2 separate regions of the Mus musculus genome follow, and region 1 is linked to region 2. The links are chromatin loops, found by intact Hi-C in ENCODE. Cell type or tissue: heart. All regions are shown on one strand. Links, peaks and the distances in the headings refer to the core of each region. The heading gives the core; the rest is flanking DNA.

Region 1 (11,710 bases), core at 2,428-10,427, 740 kb after region 2:
ACCAGGGCTCTTGATTAAAAACACAACAAAACCCTCTGTAACTTTAGAGTTACAAAATCACTCTCACCGCCCCGCCCCCCCCCCTCCCCACACACACACAGACACCCGCAGACAACAGCAAAGGCTGTAGAGCTGCGTGGCTGACAAAGTGCGAAGTCCGTAATTGCACTCCCAGAGGAGCCGGAGCTCAGCCATCCTCCGGTGTCAGATTCCAAATTTCTGTCACCTCGCCCGAGACCGGATTTGGCCCGAGCTTCCCTTCCCTGGTCCCGCCACCGGAACACCAAGCCGGAAGGAACGCGGCGGGCGGCGGGGCAGCACCGAGCCTCGGGCGAGCCATGCCCCTACTGCCCGCGCCAGGCCCTGCACGCCGGGTGCGGTCGGGGAAGCCGCTACGTCACCGCGCAGTCCGCAGGGAGCTCGGCGGGCTAGCCAGGATTCCATTACATCACCCAAGCCGCGCTGTAAACACCGCTGCAGCCATTGGCTGCGGCGCCGCCCTCGCAGCCAATAGCGTGAGAGCATGCAAATCGTCGTTGAGCCAACGCTTCCTTTGGCGCTGGTGCATGCAAATAGACGTCATTGCCCGGGTGGGGGTGGCCTGGCCCAGGCAGGAGGTGGGTGGGGGTGTGTGGAAACTCGTAGCGCGGCTGGCTTGGAGACTTGGCATCCAAATCTGTTCCAGACAGTCCCGAGGGGCACGGAGTGCGATTAAAGGTGAATGTCCTCAATTCTTAGGCCCTTTTCCGTTAGACCCACACAAGCAATGGTGCAAAAATGAAGTTAATTGCTGGGCGTGGTAGCCCAGGCCTGTAATCTCAGCATTTGGGAGTTGGCCAGCCTGAGCTACAAGAAGCCCTGCCCCGAATAAAAGCAAAACAGAAGGGCTGCAGAAATGGTTCGGCTGTCCAGAGCTCCAGCTGCTCTAAGAGGACCCAGATTTGGGTCCTCACGACCGTCATTAACTCCAGTCTAGGGGTTCCAACGCCCTCTTCTAACCTCAGTGGGTACCCGGCATGCACGGGGTGCACATACATACACAGAGGCAAAAATTTACAGACATAAAATAAGTAGATGTTTAAGGTTTGGATTTGTTTGTTTGGGGTTTGTTTGTTTGTTTGTTTTTTAAAGTATAACAAAAAATAAGACCACTTGGAGGTAGGAGGGGAGAAAGAAAAAAAAAAAAAAAGATAGAGAGGTTGCTGAACCATGCTTCCCAGATGGCTCAGGTCAAACCCCAGGAGAAGGTGCCAGGGAGAACCAAGCTACCCAGGAGGTAGTCAGAGCTCAGGGAGCTTTTGGTGTCTTGACCAGGCTTCTCCAGAAATAAATGTCATTTTCAGGGGTGGGTTCTAATGTTTCAGGAAAACAAGACAAAACTACATCTGCACTGGACTTATCTAGGTTTTGTTCTTGTCACTATTGCCTAAATAATTCAGCGTTATAATAACACACATAACATTCACCACACTAAACACTATCCCTAGTGCAGAGCTTTACAGTGTAGAGCAGAGCCAGGTATGGTGTCTTGTATTTATAATCCCAGCACTCAAGAGGCTAGGATTAAGAGAATCTTGAATTTGAGGCCAGCCTGAGCTATAAAGTAAGACTTTTTCTTTTTTTTTTTAATTTTTTTGAGGCAGGGTTTCTCTGTGTAGCCCTGGCTGTCCTGGAACTCACTTTGTAGACCAGGCTGGCCTCGAACTCAGAAATCCACCTACCTCTGCATCCCGAGTGCTGGGATTAAAGGCGTGTGTCACCACCACCGGCAAAGTAAGACTATCTTAAAACTTAAATAAGTAATTATAGTGAATAATATGTGCAACTTATATGTGAAGATTATAAGCGTTCTGCACAAAGAACTTGAATTCCTTGGATGCTGGCATTCTGGGGAGTCCTGGAGTATCCAAGATGCATAAGAAAGATCACTCAGTGGAGTATAGAGGTGTAGAGACGTATCTCAGGAAAGTGGGGAGCAGAGATGCCCATAATCTGCTTTATGCAAAGGAGGCCCAGAGAAGTCCAGCTTACATGTCAATGTGAGTCTGAAGGACCGGGAACTCCATGTGGAATGAATGCCCCATTCAAGATGAAAGTGAGCTCAGTTCCCTGTATGCTTTTGCTATGCCTGGGCTCTCTATGGATCCATGTACATTTAACTGGAGGTTGTAATTTAGAGAGGGATACAACAGTGTCCCGCTAATGAAACAGTGTTTTGCTTTTGTTTTTGAAACAGAATATCGCTATGTAGCCCTGGCTGTCTTGGAACTCACTCTGTAGACCAGACTAGCCTCAAATTCACAGAGATCTGCCTCCCTCTGCCTCCTGGGTGCTAGGATTAAAGGTGTGCACTACCATGTCCAGCATGAAGCAGTTTTTAAACAGAGGGGAGAGATTCCAAACAGAAGAAATGGTACATGGGAAAGTCAGATCTGGGCCAGAGCATGGCTCCTTAAAGCAGCAGACTAAAATACGTGGCTAGAGAGGGGTGTGGTGGAGGACCTGCCAGAGAGGAGACCCTGCTGCATCCATCGTGCAGGGCCTTGGGCCAGGCTCTGTGCTTAAGCTTTCCTTAGCTTTGTCTCTTCTTTCACCGGCCCTGTAAGGTAAGCACTGCTTTGGTATTTAGGAAACTGTGACCCCAAGAAGCTGTCACATGCTGAGAAGAAACAAGACAGAGTTCCCATCTGGGGCCCTGTGGCCTCACAGGCACACTGTGGCTGCTGTTGCCTCCCAGAGAGGAAGCTGAAGTGGTTTCTTCTGACTTCCACATCTTACTACAGAGTTGGGGCCAAAAAATAAATAAATAATTGTAATTTTGCGTAATGGATTTCAACATGTTATAAAAACAAAACCTTGGGCTGGAGAGATGGCTCAGTGGTTAAGAGTGCTGACTGTTCTTCCAGAGGTCCTGAGTTCAATTCCCAGCAGCCACATGGTGGCTCACAACCACCAGTAATGAGATATGATGCCCTCTTCTGGTGTGTCTGAAGACAGTGACAGTGTAGTCATAGATATAAAATAAAATCTTTTAAAAAGAATCAAAAAAGCAAGAGCTCTGGCTGGCTGGAGGGATGGCTCAGTCATAAGAGCTGGCTACTAGTTTCAAATCCTAGCCTCTGCATACGTTGCATGCCCACACATTCAAACTGTCTTGGAGTTTCTCTTGCTGTGATAAAACACTGATGAGGACGCCATGAAGAAGTTCTGCTTACTGGCTGCTCCTCATGGCTTGCTCTGCATGCTTTTTTATAACACCCAGGACCACCAGCCCAAGGATAATATTACCCACAAAACCCTGGCCTCCCACATCAATCCCTAATTAAGAAGACAGAGACAGACCACAAGCATATAGACCAATCTGGTGGGGGCATTTTCTCAGTTGAGGTTCCTCCTTCCAAAATGATGCTAGCCTGTGTCAAATTGACATTAAAAACTACCCACCACCTCAGGCAAACACACACACACACACACACACACACACACACACACACACAAATTAAAACTTGAAAGAAAGCCCCAATGGTGGTGGGACATGCCTTTAATCCCCGGCACGCAGGAGGCAGAAATAGGCAGATCTTTGTGAGTTTGAGGTCAACCTGGTCAACAGAGTTCCAGGACAGCCAGGGTAACACAGAGAAACCCTGTCTTGAAGAACAAAACATATAAACACATTGGTATGCAAGGCTCAGCACACATACACACATACACAGATGGAATACATACATATATATGTGTGTGTGTGTGTGTGTGTGTGTGTGTGTGTGTATCCACACACATATATCACACAATATATTTTGTATATTATATATTAATTATATTTTATATATCATACAAAATAAGCACCAATTATATATTTTATTTATTTATTTATTTATTTATTTATTTGTTTGTTTGTTTGTTTGTTTATTGAGGAAACAGGAAACAAGGGAAAAGAGCCTCTAGCTCCCGCTAGAACCTTAGGTGTGCTGGGGTAGAAACGATTCATGCCTCTGGCCATCAGGGGCCGCTCTGGAGGCTGTGGGAGGACTGACCTGCTGGCACAGGTGATTAACTGGATCTTGTATGCTGTCCCCGGTTGCCAAGAAACGGGTGTTCCTACTGCTCTCAGCCACCGAGCCAGCTCTGGTTACTGCTGACAGGCCCCACAGAGGAGAGTCAGGCAGGCAGAGGGTGCCAGAGGAGACTAAGTCCTTCCCTGTGCAGGCAGCGTGGTGGTTCCCCTTAGAGAACCTGGGTTACCTTTGGGGCCCCTGTCCTCTGGGCCTTGAGCTGTACTCGGAAAATCCAGGACCCATAAACTGCCGAGGAAGGTGCAGAGTACTGCGCGGGAGTGAGAGGGTGCGGGAGGTGGGAGAGGGCCCTGCAGGCTCCCCTGTTCCCCAGCCTTTATTCATTTATTTTCTGTGGCTTTGGGAATGGAACCTGGGCCTCTCACATTGTAGGCCAACACTCTACCACTAAGCGTTAGCCACAGTCTTTTTATTTTTCACTTTGAAACAGAGTTTATACAAGATCTGGAGACCAGTATAGAACTCACCCTGTAGCCCAGGCAAGTCTTGAATTTCCAATCCCCCTGCCTCAGCTCCACGAGTAACTGGGATTACAAGCGTGCATCCCCAGGCTTGACAGATATTAAGAGATACAGAAATGGGTGGTCATACTCATCAAAATCATGATTATCATGATGCCCAAACACAGAGCCGCGTTAAGACTTTTCCTGTAGACCAGGCAGGGCCACTTCCCAGGAAGGGCTGGGGAACCTGAGCTATGGCAGGCACTCAGGTCACTTCAGGAGCAGCTGGCCGTCAGCTGATCGTCCTAAGGACCATTCATCATGCCCCCAAGTCCATTCTGCTGAGCCATGGTTATTTCCGAGTGTGGACAGAGCGCAGGTTGTATAACAGGCTAGAAGCTAGGAGATGGTTTGAGGGAAGCTTGTGGCAGGGTTGGGGTTGTTCTCACCTTCTCCAGTCAGAGTAGCACCTCAGAGCGGAGGAGGAGGAGCCCCGAGGCTTGGAAGGGAAAAAGGGAATCCATCACTGAGGAGAGCGACACAGCCTGTCAGCCTGCTTCCTCCTTCTGGATCCAGAAGATAGGCCATCCTCCCTTCCCACGCATTAATCCCTCTCCCCCAAGCTCTGCCTTTGCTCGAATCTGCCCTGTTCCTGGGCGGGGGTGGGGGGTGGGGTGGGGGAACCCTGTGCCAGTTCCCACTGCTCTCCATTCTCCAGTGGGTAGTCTGGACTCAAATACACCTTCATGGTGTGTTTCCAGTGGCTTTACTATAAGGAAATGCAAGAATATCTTCTTTGAGGTGTGGTCGTGACTTCAGAGACCATGACAGGGGACAAATCGCTGTGGTTTGAATGCCAGCCCCGTTCGCATGAGCCGGTCTACAAACCAACTACTTCATGCCTCACCTTCTCCCCTGAGTCACGAGGATCTGAGCAGTTTGTATGCATGAGGCACTTAAACAGCTCCTGGCCCAAGGTCAGCCCTGTGTAAGTGTTGGCTATAATTAGACAATATTTTCGGATCACTTTCCTCGGCCTTGGCTCCTAATAAGCACTTGGTGAAAGGCACTTGTTATTTTTATCTTCCTTCTCCCTCGCTAACTTAATCCCTTCCACAAACCCACCTTCAGTTAGCCTCCCAGCAGTGAAAGTGTGTGTATGTTACATTTCTCTAACGTTTACACTTACAAAACACTTCTGTTCCGACCTCGCGGCAAACCCGGGAGCTAGCAGCGCACTCAAATGATCGCTGTCATGTTGCAGAGCCAGGAACAGGGTGTGATCTGTCTAGTGGCATCAGCTGCTAAGGGGTGTGTCCAAGCCACCAAGCAGGGTATTCTGACCTCAGGCACCGGGTGCTTGCTTCTGGATGATATGGCCCGGGGCATGCCAGCTCCAGGCTGCCAGGACAGATTCGCTAGGGGAGGGAGGAGAGCCCCTACTGGTTCCAGAACTGAGAGCACTCCCAGAGTGGGAAGAGCCTATGTTCTTTATAATTATCCCCCATAGCACCTAGAAGCTTACCAGGAGCTGTGTGGCAGTGCCCTCCACTGGCCATAAGTGGTACTGTCGGCTTTTAGAGGACGGAAAGGTAGCTCTATCTACACATAGTTATAGAAAATACCCAAGGCCTAGGAGTGCCAAGTCCTCTGTTAGGAATCACAGAGGTCAAACGAAACTCTCAAAAAGCCTTGGGCATGGGGCAACTAATTGAGAAAGAGACCCAACATTGACCTCTGGTTTCCACATATTCACACACACACACACACACACACACATACACACACACACACACACACACACACACACACACACACAGGTATATCCACAGGCATGTACACACATGAACTTAGACATATACAATGCACTGGGCATGGTGACACATATCTGTAATCCTGGTGCTCAAGAGATATGAGGATCTGTGTAAGTTCAAGTCTAGCCTGCTCTACCTATCGATTTCCAGGCCGGCCAGAGTTACATAATGAGACCTTTTCAGAACAGAACAGAACAAAATAAAAACAAAAGCAAAACAAATTGAAGTCACCTTGTGCTATCTATTGAATTCCAGGTGAGTCTGGGATACATAACAAGAACCAGTCTTTTAAAAGCGCTAGTCTTTTGTGAAAACACATCATTCTACTTAAAGAATCTAGAATATATATACACACACACATATACATACACACACACACACACACACACACACACACACATATATATACACATATATGTATATGTATACACACACACACACATGCGCGTGCAGGGAAATGCCAGGTGCCCAGAAAAAACAATGAGGCCATGCAGGGCTGGGAAGAGAGCCCAGTCAAAGAGGCAACAGCCTCCGCCCCTTTCTTTCCTTGATGGCACAGGAGGCGAAGCACCACGTGGCTCCAAGGGTCAGGTGGCTGGAGACCCATCCTGCTCAGGACAATGGGCTGGAATGGCACACATGTGGCGCCGTACAGAGCTTCACCTCAGCCTATGCAGTGCCTGCCTGCACCAGGTTCACAGGGGCAGACATAAAGGTTTCACAGAACAAGGACTCGAACCTGACTTTGCCTGGCTCCAGAGTCTAGGCTCTTAACCAAACGTCATCTCTTGAAGAATAAAAGAAAAAGGCAGGACACAAATGTATTACGAACGAGCCCCACTTACCTTACTTATATGCTTAGAAAACAGGCTGTAGGGACTGGTGGGATGACCACCCGTGGGGAAGGGCCCTTGCCACCCCACAAGGGGGTAGGAGAGAACTGTCTCCCACAGGCTGTCCTGTGGCCTAGACACACATACTAACCAAATAAATAAAACATAATAAAATTTTTAAAAGAAAAAAAGATTGAAGTCTATATAGTCTTTGGTAGTGTGCTAAGACCCGCTCTCAAAACAAAACTAACAAACAAGAAAGGGCTGAAGCCCGGAAGCCCCCTAGGAGCCCAGGTGACAAGGTGATCAGGCGACAGTGCCCGAGTTTGGCAGCAGAGGGCGACGCCGCTCCTCCGCTCTGCCAAGAGGCGGGGACCACAACCCTCGCCTGCATCTTCCTCCCCAGTAGGGAGAGTCTTGTCCTTCCAGGCTGGAGCTTGGAAGTGGGAGGGAGGCTCTCCCCACGGGAAAGCGATGCCTCTGAGGTGGGAGGCCAAGCCGGAGGGGTGGGGTGGGGTGAGGTGGGGTGGACGTGGGCAAAGAGGGCCCATGTGTGCAAGAAGGGCCCGGGTTGTGCGAGGGCCCGGGTGTGCAAGAGCCCAGCAAAGGCGGAGAGGGCCTTGTCGCATCTCCCGGACTTCTGAGCCACTGAGATTGGCTGCTGTGGGACGGCGGTTACTCACTTGGGCGCCGCCACCTGCTTCCCTCCCAGCTCCCTGTGGAACACTAGGCAGAGTCCCCATGTCCACCCACACCCTGCTCCTGGCGGCTCCACCTCCAGGAGAAAGCCTGCCTCTGCAATTCAGCCGTCAGCCTGTCTTAGAGCAGGCGAAGGTGGTGAGAGCGAAGCCCAGCTGACTCTACTCGGGTGTCTTCTCTCCATTCCAACCCACTTCAACCAGGTCCAGAACTTGCATGTCAGCCCTGCAGTCTCTCCCTCAGCTGTTGGGGCAACTGGAGTCTGAGATTTCCTACTTCCGTCGCTTAATTGTTGATCTACGGATGAGCCCAACCTGCTGCGTGCTTCTGCTCCAGTATCCACCTCCTCCCCTCATCCAGAACTCTGACAGCCCCCAGCACCCCTGCAGGTCCCACGTATAGGTTCTGACCAGCTAGCCTCCAACTGGTTGGGGACTGGGCATCTCCAAGAGAATCTTCACCTTACACGTGTTTCACCCAACAGTATGGAGGGGTTCCGGACCAATGGGAGGCATAGATCCCCCTGGTCTCCCACCCCCAAGGGAAGCTAGACCTCAGTAGCTCTATCAATACTTACAGCTCACGGTTCTGGTGGGAATGGATTCTAGATCAAGGATTTGGATCTAGAGTAATCTATATTCAAAATCCTATCAATACATCCTTACCATAATATCTGGTGTTTTTTTTTTTTTCTTCTTCTTCTTGGTTTTGATTTTTGTACCTTTCTTGCTTTCTGAGACAGGGTCTCAATATGCAGCTCTGACTGGTCTAAAACTTGAGATCCTCCTGCCTCAGCCTCTAAAGTACTGGGATTATAAGCAGCCCTGATCTTTCTCCTTCTCCTCCCTAACCCCACCACCGGGGTTCTTTCTATATTGCCCAAGCCGACTCCCATGCTCCAGAGCCCTCCTTTGCCAGCCTTCAAAGTAGCTGGAGCAGCATGGGCACACTACTCTACTCAGCTTTAGGGTACTTGGAAAAAATCGGATGCCCTGGAGCTAGCACAGAGCACCTGGACCATGGCAAGGGGAATGAAAGGGGAGGGGCCGTCGGTGCTGTTAATTGTTCTCTGTGTCAGCCCTGTTCTGTTCACTATGGTAGTACTTGTTTGAGCAGAGAGTATAGGGTTGGAGCTGACCGTCCATAGGAGAGGAATCTGGAGAATCCCATACCGGACTGTGGTTGCTGTACAGTTGGGGGTTGTCACCCTAAGAGCTTGATTTTTGAGGGGGTTTTGTTTGTTTGTTTGTTTTAAGATTTATTTATCTTATGTATGTGAGTACACTGTAGCTGTCTTCAGACACACCAGAAGAGGTCATCAGATCCCATTACAGATGGTTGTGAGCCACCATGTGGTTGGTGGGAACTGAACTGAGGACCTCTGGAAGAGCAGTCAGTGCTCTTAACCGCTGAGCCAACCTTAAGAGTGTTTTGAGGGAACCTGAGAAACTGGGCGATACACACTGACCTGGAGCTTCCAACAGGAGTTGTTGAGAAAGAGGCTCAAAGGCAACATTTGTATAACTTTTACTTTTTGTATAAATTTGCATATTCTCTCTTGAAGGGCCAGCCTCCAGGAAGGGAAGACTGGCTGAAGCTGAGGTTTCTCCTAGAAATCGCAGTGTCTGGCAGGTTAGCAAGCATCCCTTCTCCCCTGTCCAGTGAAGTCTGGGGACTCTCAGGCTCCAACTATGTTGGTGGAAGTCAAGTGAGTTCAATATCTTGGATTTATCTGTTTTGTCTCCACAGGGACAAAGGTGCTCCAAACTCCCACTCAATGCCAGGCCCTGAGCTAGCAGGCAGAGGAGAAAGGGGTGCGGTTTCCTTCCTTGATCACCTGTAAGCTGTGAGACATAACAATGGGGAGTGATTCCAATAAAAAACTAGGGGACAAGAAAGGCTCCAGATTCTTGGAGTGTGAAGCAGAACACAGGGGAGGTCGTGGAGGGCAGGATCTAGAGGTGCAATGCTCGGGCCACCACCAGGGGTCAGCACCCTGCTCTGTTATCTCTGAGGGCACCATCTCCCCCCTTGGGTCCTTCCTTCTCTTAAATGCAGGACTAGGCAGCCTCCCAGCCAGACAACTTGACATCTCTCTTGACCTTGGGAAATCCCATATCTCTTTCATCTCTCCAGCAGGCTGGTGAGCAGAAAGTACCTCCCAGATCTCACCTCTCTGGCTGTCCCCCAGCTTATGTTCTCTGGTGTGGTTTTACTGGGGGATCAGAAAGTATTGTCGAGCCAGTTCTTCCAGCAGATTCATTTTTATGTGCCCATAAAGCCCCTTCCCATGCCTAGGACATATTCATGTGCCCCAGAACTAAGTTTTTTTTTTTTAAAGATGTATTTATTATATGTAAGTACACTTAGCTGTCTTCAGACACTCCAGAAGAGGGCGTCAGATCTTGTTACAGATGGTTGTGAGCCACCATATGGTTGCTGGGATTTGAACTCCGGACCTTCAGAAGAGCAGTCGGGTGCTCTTACCCACTGAGCCGTCTCACCAGCCCCCAGAACTAAGTTTTAAGAGCCCACCCCTCTCCCCTACCTTGGCAGGCATGTTCTCATTCACAGGGAAATTTGATCCTCCTTCTGTGATCAGGCGCTCTTTCAAATCTACCTTCCATCTACCGCTCCTACCCTCATTCTCCTCCCACAAGTGACACTTACCCATTTACAGTTTTCAACCCAGTCCTCACCGACTCTTTGACCCTGACCTCATACCCCCCTCCACCAGGAACCTTTCCTTCTCTGCCCCAAGGTGAAGGGGGGCAGGATGAGGAGATGGGACAGGTGCCCAGCTCTATGGGGACCTCAGAATCCCATCTGGAGGGTTGTATCTTTTCCCACCATGTGTGCACCTGCAGTGGCGCTCACTTTCGTCCCTGGAATTTCTGGGGGCCCCTCCTGGCCTGGGCAGAGCAGAAGGCTGGTAGAAAGGGGAGGGAGTCAGGGCAGGGGAATACCGACCACACAATACTGCAGTCCCCGCTCCTTCCCCACACACCCCCACCCCCTCCGCCAAACACGATCCCTGGGTTAATTTTTAGCAACAGAGCTGGCACATTAGTCACTCCCTGTCACCCACCTACACGGCAGGAGGCTGGTGCCGTCATCCATCAGCTGAGAGGTGGGATCCGGCCCCACCCTGGACCACTCTCCCCCTCTCTTGAGTGTATAAGTCCAGCTGTATAGGAGCCCTTTCAGCCTGGGCGAGGGGCACTGACATCACACTCAAGACCAGCTGCACGGCAGAGCGGTAGGAACAGGCTGGGGTTGGGAACCTGCCCAGGGAATAGAAAGCAAGAGAAACCCAGGAAGTCTGTATACCCCACAAGGGCTGACCTGTGCCAGGCAGCTGGTCTCCTGGCAGCCTTGGCCTCTGGGAACAAAGGTGTGAGAGTCTTCCTCCCCTAGACATGAGCCTAAGGATGCTCACCCTCAAGGCAGAGCAGCTGTTCAAACACAAGAGCTCAGAGAAGCTGTTTTCCTCCCAAAGCAGAAAAGGCACAGAGGCAAGCTGCAGGTGCCACCACGGGAGCCACCACCCAGCCCTGAGGGACATTGTAAGAGGAGCTCATAGATGCCAGCTGCAGGTGAAACAGAGGAGAGGCTGCCTCTCCCCACCCCACCCCCGGGGGCTCACAGGTGCAGAGACTGTGCTTGCCCCTATCTAGCTGTGAGCCCAGGAACCACGTGATCGTGATCCTCGGACCCTCTTGAGCTTTTATTGAGCACTTGCTGTGGGGGGTGGAGAGAGCGCTGGGGGCTGGGGGGCATGGGTGAACCCCCTCAGGGGCTTTACTGACTCACAGTTGGTTTTCATCTTCATTTATTTTTACCGTGCT
Region 2 (11,710 bases), core at 1,862-9,861:
GAATTATTTATTTTATGTATATGAGTACACTGTTGCTGTTTTCAGACACACAGAAGAGGGCATCGGGTCTCATTACAAATAGTTGTGAGCCACCATGTGGTTGCTGGGAATTGAATTCAGGACCTGCCTACCTCTAATCCCTCCAGTAATTTTGACTGTAGCCATTTTAATTTAATCAATAGTTTAAAAAATACTTATTTATTTTATGTATATGTGTATCAGATCCCATTATAGGAGGTTGTGAGCCACCATGTGGTTGTTGGGACTTGAATTCCGGACCTCTGGAAGAACAGCCAGTGCTCTTAACTGCTGAGCCATCTCCCCAGGCCCTAACCAGTAGTTTTAAATTAAGGACCAAAGTTTGTTCAACAAAAGCTGGTAAATGTGAGGATTCACTCACCTTTCTTTCTTTCTTTCTTTCTTTCTTTCTTTCTTTCTTTCTTTCTTTCTTTCTTTCTTTCTTTTTTTCTTTCTCTCTCTCTCTCTCTCTCTCTCTCTCTCTCCCTCCCTCCCTCCCTCCCTCCCTCCCTTCCTTCCATTGTGTGTGTGTGTGTGGAGCAGGCTCTGTTTTAGAAAGAGAAATCCTGGCATTGTGGTCTGATAGGAACACATGACTCAAGTCAGACCCTGAAAACGAACCCTGGGTAGGAACAAAGACCTGGGTGGACATTAGGGCTCTGTCAACTATAGGATCTGTGATATGAGATATGTCACCTCCCATGTCTTCATTTCAAGGAAGAGAGGACAACTGAACCATGTCACAGAAGTGGTGAGGGGCAGCAGCATCCTGATGGCATGAGGGGTTCCTGAACTAACAAGAGAAATGACATTTCTATTCCTCCTAGTTAGGGTTTCTATTGTTGTGATAGAACCTGGAGGCAAGAGCTGATGCAGAAGCCATGGAGGGATGCTGCTTACAGCCTTCTTCCTATGGCTTCCTCAGCCTGCTTTTCAGAGAACCCAGGATCACCAGCCAGGGATGGCACCACCTTCCCCACTGATGACTAATTGACAAAATGCCTTACAGGTGGATCTCATGGAGGCATTTCCTCAACTGTGGGCCCTTCCTCTCTGATGACTCTAGCTTGTGTCAAGTTGGCACACAAAACCATCACTCTTTAGGAGATGGTCTCCGTGCCTTCTCTTTTCTGTCACGTGTCACTTCCCACAGGAGCGGTGAGAACACAGGGGCCAGAGAAGGCGCCTCTCTGGTCTGTGATTGTGTCCTTCTCCGTGAGGCTTCATCACTTCCCTGTTTTGTTGAAAATAAACGAGAGAGAGAGAGAGGGGGGGGGGGGAGAGAGAGAGAAAAGTTCTCTTCTTTAAAAAAAAACAGAAAAAATAAAAGATTTACTTTATGTATTCGGGTGTTTTGCCTGTATTCGGGTGTTTTGCCTGTGTATACTTTTGCTCACCACATGAATGTGGTGCCTGCAGAGGCCAGAAGAGGGCGTTATGGAGCTATGGCCGGCTGTGAGCTGCCGCATTGGTGCTGGGATTTAAACCTGGAAGATCAGCAGGTGCTCCTAACCACTGAGCCATCTCTTCAGACCCCTCTCCATCCCTCCTGTACTAGCTTCCAGTCCGAAGTGGTCAGGTGGGCTTCGCCTCACCTGATTCTCTGAATATGTTCCTGGGAGGCAGGCTTGCAAGCCAAGGCATTTGGTGGTAGGGTTTAGATCAGAGCAACAGACTTGGATCTACGCCCAAGCTTTTGGGTGAGGAGAAGTCCTCACCTGCCCCTTGTCCTCTAGTGGACACTGAACACAGGATCCGTCCTAGACAAGCTATCTCCTAAAGAGTGGTATACTGGCTGGTTTTGTGTGTCAACTTGACTGCTAGAGTCATCAGAGAGGAAGGGCCCACAGTTGAGGAAATGCCTCAATGAGATCCAGCTGTAAGGCATTTTCTCAATTAGTGATCAATTGGGGAGGGCTCGGTTCGCGGCGGGTGTTGCCATCCCTGGGCTGTTGATCCTGGGTTCTATAGGAAAGCAGGCTGAGGAAAGGATAGGAAGAAGGCGGTAAGCAGCACTCCTCAATTATGCCGTATGGGTCTCTTTATGCAGGTTTCCGGCGCCTCCTGGTGGACAACGTGAGAACTGTCTTGCAATGTAGGGAGCGGCTCCTTTTTCTCATTTCAAATGTCCAATTGGCTACCTTTGGGGTTGACCTGGCTAGCAATAACATGGATACCTTGAAGAGAGATTTTTTTGGTTTAAAAGATAAAATTTCCAAATACAAACAGGAGCCAGGCAGCCAAGGTAAGGGTGGAGTGGGTCTGGGGTAAGAAACTGGACCCCTGGCTTGCACTTGAACATGTTCACAGAACACTGCGGCAGATGTGAGACTTACTTTCTTCCAGTGCAGAGCGGAGTGGAGGCACAGGGCGGCTTGCTTTTCCGTCTCTAGATAAGATGGCTCACTTGCAACTAGAAATGATTTCAGCGGGACAGGCAGGAACGATTGGATGAGGGGAATGGATTCGTTTGCCACATATTAAGGATTATCAGATTAAAAAAACAAACAAACCAAGAAAACAGAGGAGCGGGATATGGTGGTGTATGCAGTGAATCCCAACACTTGGGAGACAAAAGCGGCCTTGGAGTTTGAGTTCATCCTGGTCTACTTCATGGGACCCTGTCTCACAAAAAACAAAACCCCCTAAAAACAAAAACAAAAACAACAACAACAACCAAAATAAAACAAAAAGCAAACAAACAAAAAAATCCTAACCAAACTTAATGAAAAGGAGAACATGACCACACCTGGGTGTGGCTGAGGGGAGGTGTTATTTATTTATTTATTTATTTATTATTGCATCTACGAGAGAGAGAGAGAGAGAGAGAGAGAGAGAGAGAGAGAGAGAGAATAGAGAGCGAGCAGCCAGAGGCATCTGGAAGAGTCCAGCAGGGAGAGAAACTAACAGACTGAAAGCAGCCAGCAGAATAGATCAGGCCATGAGGGTGGGGTGGGTGAGATGTGAGTCAGAGAGGAAAAGGAAGGAAAGGCCAAGAGAGGGGACCGGGAACTGAGAGCTGAGGACCAATAGAACCAAGAGAGAAAAGAGAAGCTGGGGGGGGGGGATTGAAGCTCAGGGGGAGAGGTTTAGGGTAGGGGTGGCTGGGGTGGGGTGGCCAGAGGCGTTGTTGTAGCACCTCTCACTCTGTCAGTCCTTTATCGGAGGCGCAGGATCCCTTCTGGGAAGAAGCCAAGGAGCCAGAGGTGTATGCTCACCCAGACAGAGCCCATGTTCCCAACTCCTGATGGGACTCATGGGACTCTGAATGGCCCAAACCCGCTGCCACGAGCTGCTTGGCCCTCTCTCCTCGTTCTACCTGCTGAGGTGGGGGGGAGACAGTTAAAGACTGCTCATGTTCACCGTGGTGGCCACTGGTCACAGGTGCTTGCTGAGGCTGCTTCAAAACAGCTGGTTTGCTCTGAGAGCTGCTAACGGCGCTAAATCATATATCAGATCTGGAAGACTTGGTATCAGAAAAAAGAATGTAAAGTGTTGTACCACTGTGTGTGCTGTGTATGCATGTGTGCTCCACCTGTAATCGGTGCTGAGGGGGTAGGTAGAGGTGGAGATGGGAGCATGTATGGTACTTACTGGCCAGGAAGCCTAGGAGAATAAACTGCAGGTTTGCAAGAAGCCCTGTCTCAGGTAGAGGGGCTGGTGAGATGGCTAAGCAGGTGAGGTGCTCCTACCTGATGCCACTCCGAGCTGAATCTCTGGAACTCACATGGTGGAGGGGAAAGAATCAATTCCCAGAAGTTGTCCTCTGACCTCTACATGTGAGCTGTGGCAGATGTGTGCCCACACAAGTATGTCTGCACAATATAAGTGTAAAAGAATAAAAATAAAAAAAGTAAGGTGGAGAGTCATAGAGGAAGACACCTGATGTTAACTTCTGGTCTTCACACACACACACACACACACACACACACACACACAAACACACACACACATATACAATGCACATACACATTCACACACATGCACATATACAATGCACATACACATGTGCACACACATGCACACACACATACACATATACATATGCACACACATGCACACATATGTACATATACAAATGCACATACATGCACATACACACATGTACACACTACACAATGCACATATACACATGCACACACATGCAAATACATGCATCACAGAAACAAGTGCACACACACACACACATGCACAGACACTTGTACATACACACATGCATGTACACACCCACAGTCACAGCCACAGCCACCTCTGTATGGACATGTGTACATATCTACATGAGCATATACTACACACACATACTTATGTTTGTAGGTTGGTTGCATGTAGACTCAGACTTAAGATACATGGGGTTATATAAAGTATTATTTTAAACTTAATTTCTCAGTACATATTGTCCCAGGTCTGCCGTGTCAGCACTTGGGGGTTGAAGCTCCAGTGATCGAGGTGAGCCTAGGCTGAGACCCTGTCTAAAACAAGCCAGAAAGATTATAAGCTAGAAGTGGCGGCACACACCTTAATTCCAGCACTCAGGAGGCAGATGCAGGTGGATTTCTGTGAGTTGGAGACTACAGTGATTTCCAGGACAGCCAGAGATACACAGTGAGTCTCTCACAAAGTTCTACTGGTGGCTCTCATTTATGGCTTATTCTTCTGTCTGGCCAGTGTCCACCAGCATCTTTCAATGCTAAGGAGAGTGGGCAGCCACAGCCCTCGTTTTTTGTGGTCTTTCCTGGTTTCTGCCAAGGAATCTGGTTCCAGAGTGGCCACAAGTTTCAACTTTGCAGTAGAGACCTGAAATTTTATATGAAACCAGATTTCTATATTTATTTATTTAAAAATTATTTATTTTTATTTTATGTAAATTGGTGTTTTGCCTGCCTGTCTATGTGAGGTGTTGGATCTGCTGAAGCTGGACAGACAGTTGTGAGCTGCCATGTGGGGGCTGGGAATTGAACTCGGGTCTTCTGGAAGGGCAGCCAGTGCCCTCAACTCCGAGCATCTCTCCAGCCTGAAACCTGATTTTAAAATGCTAGCCACTAGTCCAAATATTTAAGGACTCCATCTTGGCCATCCTCGAATGGGTCACTAGAAACTGTTTCTGGAAATTGACTCTAAGCAGGGACACAGAGGCCAGAGGGACAAGCTTGCCTCGGTGACAGCTCTACAGGACCCTGAACAGGAACACACGGCAAAACCTGGCTCCTCTCTTTTTTTGAGAATCACTGCTGGTCTTGGGGCACAGTGCTTGGAGTGGGGTGGGTGGGTGAGGATTCAGGACACAGAAATGCAGCAGAGGGAGCCTGGGCTAGCTATTAAAAAAAAAAAAACCTCGGTGGTCTTTGTTTAGCGTTATACATAAACTGCACTAAAATGCCTTTCAGAAAGTTAAAGGTGTCACTGTCTTCAGACACACCAGAAGAGGGCATCAGATCCCATTACAGATGGCCGTGAGCCACCATGTGGTTGCTGGGAACTGAACTCCTGACCCCTGGAAGATCAGTCAGTGCTCTTAACCGCGGAGCCATCTCTCCAGCCCTATTTCTCCTTTCTTAATTCCAGAGAAAATCAGTTTTGTTCTAGGAATGCACGTTTTGGGGTTCTTAAATACTTCATTAGAGAGCCTTCTGCACAGGTTGACATCTGTATGAGAGAATCCAATGGCCAGACCTGTCTTCTGTCAAACCGATGGCTCCCAGGATGTGACCTATCTTCCAAGCTCTTGGATTTTCAACGTTTCCTCCCAGTCTGCTGCTCAGGGTGTCTAGATCCTGAAAGGCTGTGCGATGGAGGGACGTTTTTTTGAGTACACCGGAAGTACACCATCTTTCCACTAGAGGGCAGCAGAGGAGCACGGAGGAAACTGCTCTGAAACCCAGAGCCAAGCTTGCCAGCCACGTGCAGCTCCCATTCCATGAGCGAGATCGGGGCGGGTCCTGGTCACAGCCTATCATTGGCTACAGAGGCATGTTTTGTGCTAATCAGGGGAAGCTCCTATTGTTTTGGGTAGGACGTGACGTGGTGAGTGACATTTGTGTGGATTTTAGTCTCTATCCACGGGAGTCCCACACCTTGCATTGTTGTAGTGTGGGTGGGAGGTGGAGCTGAATGCCAAGAGATGTGAGATGTCCTGGGCAGCCTTGTTTGTGAAGGAAAGTGTGCACTGCGGGTTTAAATACCAGAGGAGAGGCACCAAGGGCTTGTAGCCACATTGCCTCACTTGCTAGCTGTTCCCCATCTGTCCAGCAGGAGGCAGCACCTAGCTCCTGGAGCCAAGCAACATTTTTAGAGCCTTCGGAGGCTGAGGCTGGAGGTCCATGCCTCCTAAGGCTGGCGGATGGAGAAGGAGGTAGACCAGGCTCCAGGGGGCACAAGCATGGCGGCATCAGAAGGGCACACCTGAGTTACTAGGGCTTAGTTGGCCTATGTGAGTCCCCAGATCACAGGTCCAGCTCCCTGTAGTCCTGGGGTCTCAGAGAGGACAGTTGGGGTCATGCCAGAGTGGACCTTAAATGTTTTGCTTCCCAGTTTAGTGTGTGTGACTCCGTTTTACTGAGTAGGAACACACAGGAAGCCACTAGCGTAAGGGCCTGCCTCACGTGACTGGAGACCACGTATGCAGCCATTCCTTTCTCTCTGCTGCCAAAAGCAGCCGGGCTCCTGTCAGGATCCTCGAAGGAACCACGCACTATCTGCTCTTTGCGGCTGTGTATGCCTGACCCCAAATACACTTCCAATGCCTTGCCTGTCCATTCGGTGGGCACTTGGTCTCTTAGTTCAGAGATGACCCTCTCTGTAAGTCTTATGGCCCTGGAGGCTGTGCCTGCATTTCCTGTATCTACCACAAGGCTCTCATCCCTTAACTCACACGGAGCTAGGACAGGACCTGTGTGAGGGGAGGGGTGCTTGGCAGGAGAGAGGTGGTCTTGAACACCTGCTGTCTAAATGGAAGCATCTCCTTTGCCCTCTGGAGCTACAGCCTTCCCATCCAGGGAAGCTTGGCAGGGAGTGAACTTGTATGTGCACGTGCACGTGAGCGTGCGTGCGTGTATATGTGCGTGTGTGTGCACATATGTGTGTGTACGTGTGAGTGCGCATGTGCGTTTGCAAGTACGCATGTGCGTGTGTACGTGTGCGTGTGTGTACGCATGTGTGTGTGTGAGCACGTGTGTACGTGTGCTTGAGTACCACGTGCCTTTGGGACCAGAGGCAAGCTTTTGTAGAGGTTGTATGTGCACAGGTACAGACAGGTATAGGCAGGCACATACAGACATGCTCATATTGAATCAGAGAACAAAGGCAAACATATGAGAGAGACATTTGTTACTTGCACAGAGAGAAGCACTGCATAGGGCACAGAGCTTCATCCGGAGTGTGATGCTACTGAAGTGGGATCCAGCCTAAGGCCTGCAGTGGGGCTGCTACACTGTGTTGCTTGATTGACAACCAGCAATGTGAGTGCAGAGGAACCCACAGTGTCACCCAGTGTTGTGCGAGGGACTTTCCTGACTCTTGAAAAAAGTGTGAGCCGGGCAGTGGTGGCACACGCCTTTAATCCCAGCACTTGAGAGGCAGAGGCAGGAGGATCTCTGAGTTCAAGGCCAGCCTGTTCTACAGAGTGAGTTCCAGGACAGCCAGGGCTACACAGAGAAACCCCGTCTCAAAAAAACAAAACAAAAACAAAAAAAAGAAAGAAAAAAGAAAAAAGTGTGTGTGTGTACATGTATGTGTGAGTGTATGTATGTATGTGTGCACATGTGTGCATGTATGAGAGTATGAATATGTGAATGTGTGCATGTGTGAATGTGTATGCATGTGTGTGAGTATGTGTATATATATATGTGTGTGTGTATATATGTTAGTATGTGTGTGAGAGTATGAATGTATGAATATGTGTACATGTGTGTATGTATATGTGTGTGAGTGTGTGTACATGTGTGTGAATGTGTGTTTGTGTGTGTGCATGTGCCTGTGGAGGCCAAAATAGGTCTGATGGATCCTCTGGAACTGGTGGTTGAGAGCCACATGATGTCTGTGCTGGGAACTGAACTCTGGTCCTCTGGAAGAGCAGGCTGTAACAACTGAGCTATCTCTCCAGCCCCATTTTCTGTGTCTTGAACCCAGCCCTTTCTGATTCCTCTTCTATCATTCTGTCATTGCTCTGCCTCTCCTCCAGCACTGGGATGTGAGTGTATGCATATGTGTGTGTGTGTGTGTGTGTGTGTGTGTGTGAGAGAGAGTGTGTACGTATGAGTGTGTATATGTGTAAGTGTGGGTAAGCATGTATGCGTGTATATGTGTGTATATATGTGCATGTGTGTATATATACATGTATGTGTATTGAGAGTGTGTATATATATATATGTGTGTGTGTGTGAGAGAGAGAGAGAGAGTGTGTACGTATGAGTGTGTATATGTGTAAGTGTGGGTAAGCATGTATGTGTGTATATGTGTGTATATATGTGCATGTTTGTATATATACATGTATGTGTATTGACAGTGTGTATATATATGTGTGTGTGTATATGTGTGTGTGAGAGAGTGCGAATGTATGAATATGTGTATGTATGTGTATATGTGTATGTACAAGTGTGTGAATGTGTATGTGTGTGTATGTATATGTATGTGTATGAATGTGTATCTATGAATATGTGTGTGTTTATGTGTGTAGGAGTATGTATATGTGTGTGTGAGTGAGTGTACATGTGTGAGTGTGTATATCTGTGTGGGGGGGGGGAGAGGAAGAGGGAAAGGAAGAAGGAGAAGGTTTGGGGAATTAATTTTGCCCACTAAGCCATCTTCCCAACTACATGATTGTTGTTGTTCTTAGAATTTCTTCATGGCCCACTTCCTCTTGGGCAGCAGGTCTCAGCAGACCTTGGTTCTCATGGCTCTGTGCTTCTCCTCCTGGTTCAGCAGCTGGTCTGGGAGAGGACATTGCTTCTGGGGCAGTGTCTCCTAGGCTTAGCATAGCTTTGAGTGTTTGCTTTATGTCACCAGGAAGCTACTTGAGACTGGGGGGATCAGCTCTAGTGGAAAGGGGTCCATCAGAAGAAAAGGAAGGCCTCAGAGAAGGGGAGTTCTGAGCTGAGTGACTCTTTCCTGAGGGGTCTACCTAGCCAGCATGGCTTCTCCTTCAGGCCCCCAACCCTGCTGTCGAGTACCTGTTTCCCTTCCCACTACTGGCCTGCTGACAAGGGCCAGCCCCATCTGGCCCAGGCCAGATGCTGAGGTGGCAGGCAGAGGAGGGGGTGGGACGGCCGACGTGCTGGAGCATGGGCAGCCTGCCCTGTGCTGAGCTGGCATCTGGTCCTGAGAGCAGGTGGGGCCCCACCCAAGCAGGCTGGGGCAGGTAGGGCAGGCCCGTCTCCAGCAGGGAGGGAGGAGAGGTGATGGGGCAAGTCTGGGCTTTGCTTTTGCCAAGGTGGAAGAAAAGTTGTGTGTGTGTGTGTGTGTGTGTGTGTGTGTGTGTGTGTGTGTGGCAGCGCTGTGTCCTGTAGGGATTCCTGTGTGTGGGGATGAAACGCATCACTTCTGAGTCTGGGCACACTTGTGTTTGTGACTGTCTATGCATTTGGTTCACATGCATGCCTGTAGTCCTTCTGTGCCATACCCAGGCATCCATAGATATAGGCAAGGGGTAGTGGGTGTTGTGTGAAGGTCTAGAGTGGATGCAAGTCTGTGGGAAGGCCAAGTGCTCAAAGGATTGTCCTGTGTGCCACCCCCTCCCCCCACCAAGAACTATGTGGCTTTTGTATGTGGTGCTCAGGGAAGACACTCATGGGAGCCAGTGCTCAGACTTTTTTCTAAAGGCATCTGTGTGTGTGTGTGTGTGTACACATGTTTGTGTGTGAGTGTGCATGTATACATGTACATATGTGTGCCTTCGAGAGAGTGTATGTGCATATGCATGTGTGAGTGTGTGCATGTGTATGTGTGTGCATGCACCCCTGTGTGTTACTCTTTATGTACACAAGTAGCCCAGGTGTTAGTCCCAGAGGCAAGAGCCGGCTGTGACCTGTTATGTGAGTTATCTGGAGAGCAGAGAGTTTAAGATTTTAGGCTGAGTCTTGAGTGGATCTGGCCAGACCCAGGACCAATTTGTTCCCGTGTCTTACAACTGTCATAGTCTGTCACCTTCCTGCTGGTTCTCTCTCTCTCTCTCTCTCTCTCTCTCTCTGACTGACAAACGATTGTGAGTCTGCATCTTCTCATTTTTATCTATGCTGTGTTTGTATAATAGTCTTTCTGTTTTAGGGACGGAATGTAGGGCTTCCCATACAGTAGACTGATGTTCTGACAGTGAGCTATGTCTTGAATCTAATTTTTTAGTTAAAAAAAGTATTTTCTTTTTTTTTTTTTTGAGTCAGGGTTTCACTAAGTTGTCCAGACTGGCCTTGAACTCACCCTTTAGCTCAGGCAGGTCTTCCACTGTCTATCCTCTGCCTTAGCCTCCAGAGAGCTGGAATTATAGGCCTTTGTCACCACTTTGAGTTGTGTCCCCCCCCCCCCCAGCTTGATCTTCTAACACCAGGCACTGGCCACTAGAAAGTACTGACTCAGAAGATTAGGCAGATCCTCTGAATATTGGTATATTTTGTTATACAACATAGAAAACTGGATTACATGCTAAAATCATCAGAAGAGTTTCCGGCAGTAAGCCGTCAACTTCCTGATTACAGATACAGGCTATATACATGTTTGTGTGTGTGTGTGTGTGTGCATTTGTGTGTGTTATTGTGTAGCCCAGGTTAGTCTAAAACTCACTTTCCTCTTATCCTCACTCTCCTAAGAGCTTGGATGACAGATATCTGCCACCAGCCTCAGCTCTGTTTGTCACACACATACACATAAATAAAAATAAATCTTAAATATTGTTTTTACCTGTGAGTGTGTGACACACTGCATGAGAATATGTATGTATATGTATGTATGTATGTGTGTATATGCATGTGTGTATGTGTGTGTATGTATATGTATGTGTGTGTATGTATGTTTGCATGTGTGTATGTGTGTAGGTCAGAGGTCAGTGGCAGGTATTTTCCTCAACTGTCCACCTTATTTATTTTTTGCTTTACCTTTGTATGCAGTGTGGTGTGTGTATGTGTGTGTGTGGTGTGTGTGAATTCATGTATAAGTCAGAAGTTGACAATACGAATCCTCCTTGATTGCTCTCCATTTTATTTACTGAGGCAGAGTCTCTTGCTGAGCATGGAGCATGGAGACTCAGTTAGGCTAAGCCAGGTCCCTTGCCCAGGGATCCCCTATCTCTGCCTCCTACAGCCTGGAGGGATCCTCCCTGGGGCAGGGGGCACTGGAGCTGGGCTTAAGGTAGCCCACCAAGATTGTCTTTTTTCCTCTTTTTTAAAATGTAGGTTTTGAGGATCCAAACTCTAGCCCTTAAACTTTGCAACAAGTTTCCCCCAACAACTTTCCGCCTCATTTTTTGATCTGGGGTTTCTCAGTGAACATGGGGCTTACTAATTATGCTAGGTGGGCTGGTCAGGGGGCTCTAGGAGTCTGCTTGTCTCCTCTTCCCCAAAGCTGAGGTTACACCACACTCTTGCTGTGGCTGGTTTTCATTTGAGGTCTGGAGATCTGAACTCAGGTTCTCATGGTTGCCAGCAAGCAGCAAGCACTTTACCCACCAAGCTCCTTTTTTTTTTTTTGCTTGGTGCCTGCTTCCCCATGT

The links. A loop is a pair of places that touch in the nucleus more often than their neighbours do. Peaks named below come from ENCODE experiments on the same cell type or tissue, not always from the same donor. Only the 100,000 strongest peaks of a DNase experiment are listed, where the experiment ranks them.
Region 1: a loop joins it to region 2, with 4 times the contacts of the local background. A loop is called at or near these places in 4 of 42 quality-filtered maps.

The regions. Positions count from the first base shown.
Region 1 is chr15:101,235,218-101,246,927 of GRCm38, reverse strand. No RefSeq gene overlaps it. Among named protein-coding and RNA genes, the nearest start is that of A330009N23Rik, 16 kb to the right of the region's middle. In heart, for the core only: CTCF peaks have their summits at 3,998, 6,062 (motif pointing left), 7,482 (motif pointing right) and 9,845 (motif pointing right); DNase peaks (open chromatin) are centred at 4,117, 5,487, 5,907, 9,847 and 5 weaker places; H3K4me3 peaks cover 2,714 bases; H3K27ac peaks cover 3,363 bases.
Region 2 is chr15:101,978,663-101,990,372 of GRCm38, reverse strand. It overlaps a transcript of Krt78 not described here. Among named protein-coding and RNA genes, the nearest start is that of Krt8, 20 kb to the left of the region's middle. In heart, for the core only: CTCF peaks have their summits at 2,091 (motif pointing left), 5,886 (motif pointing right) and 6,232 (motif pointing right); DNase peaks (open chromatin) are centred at 2,072, 5,952, 6,878 and 9,334; H3K4me3 peaks cover 1,087 bases; H3K27ac peaks cover 2,085 bases.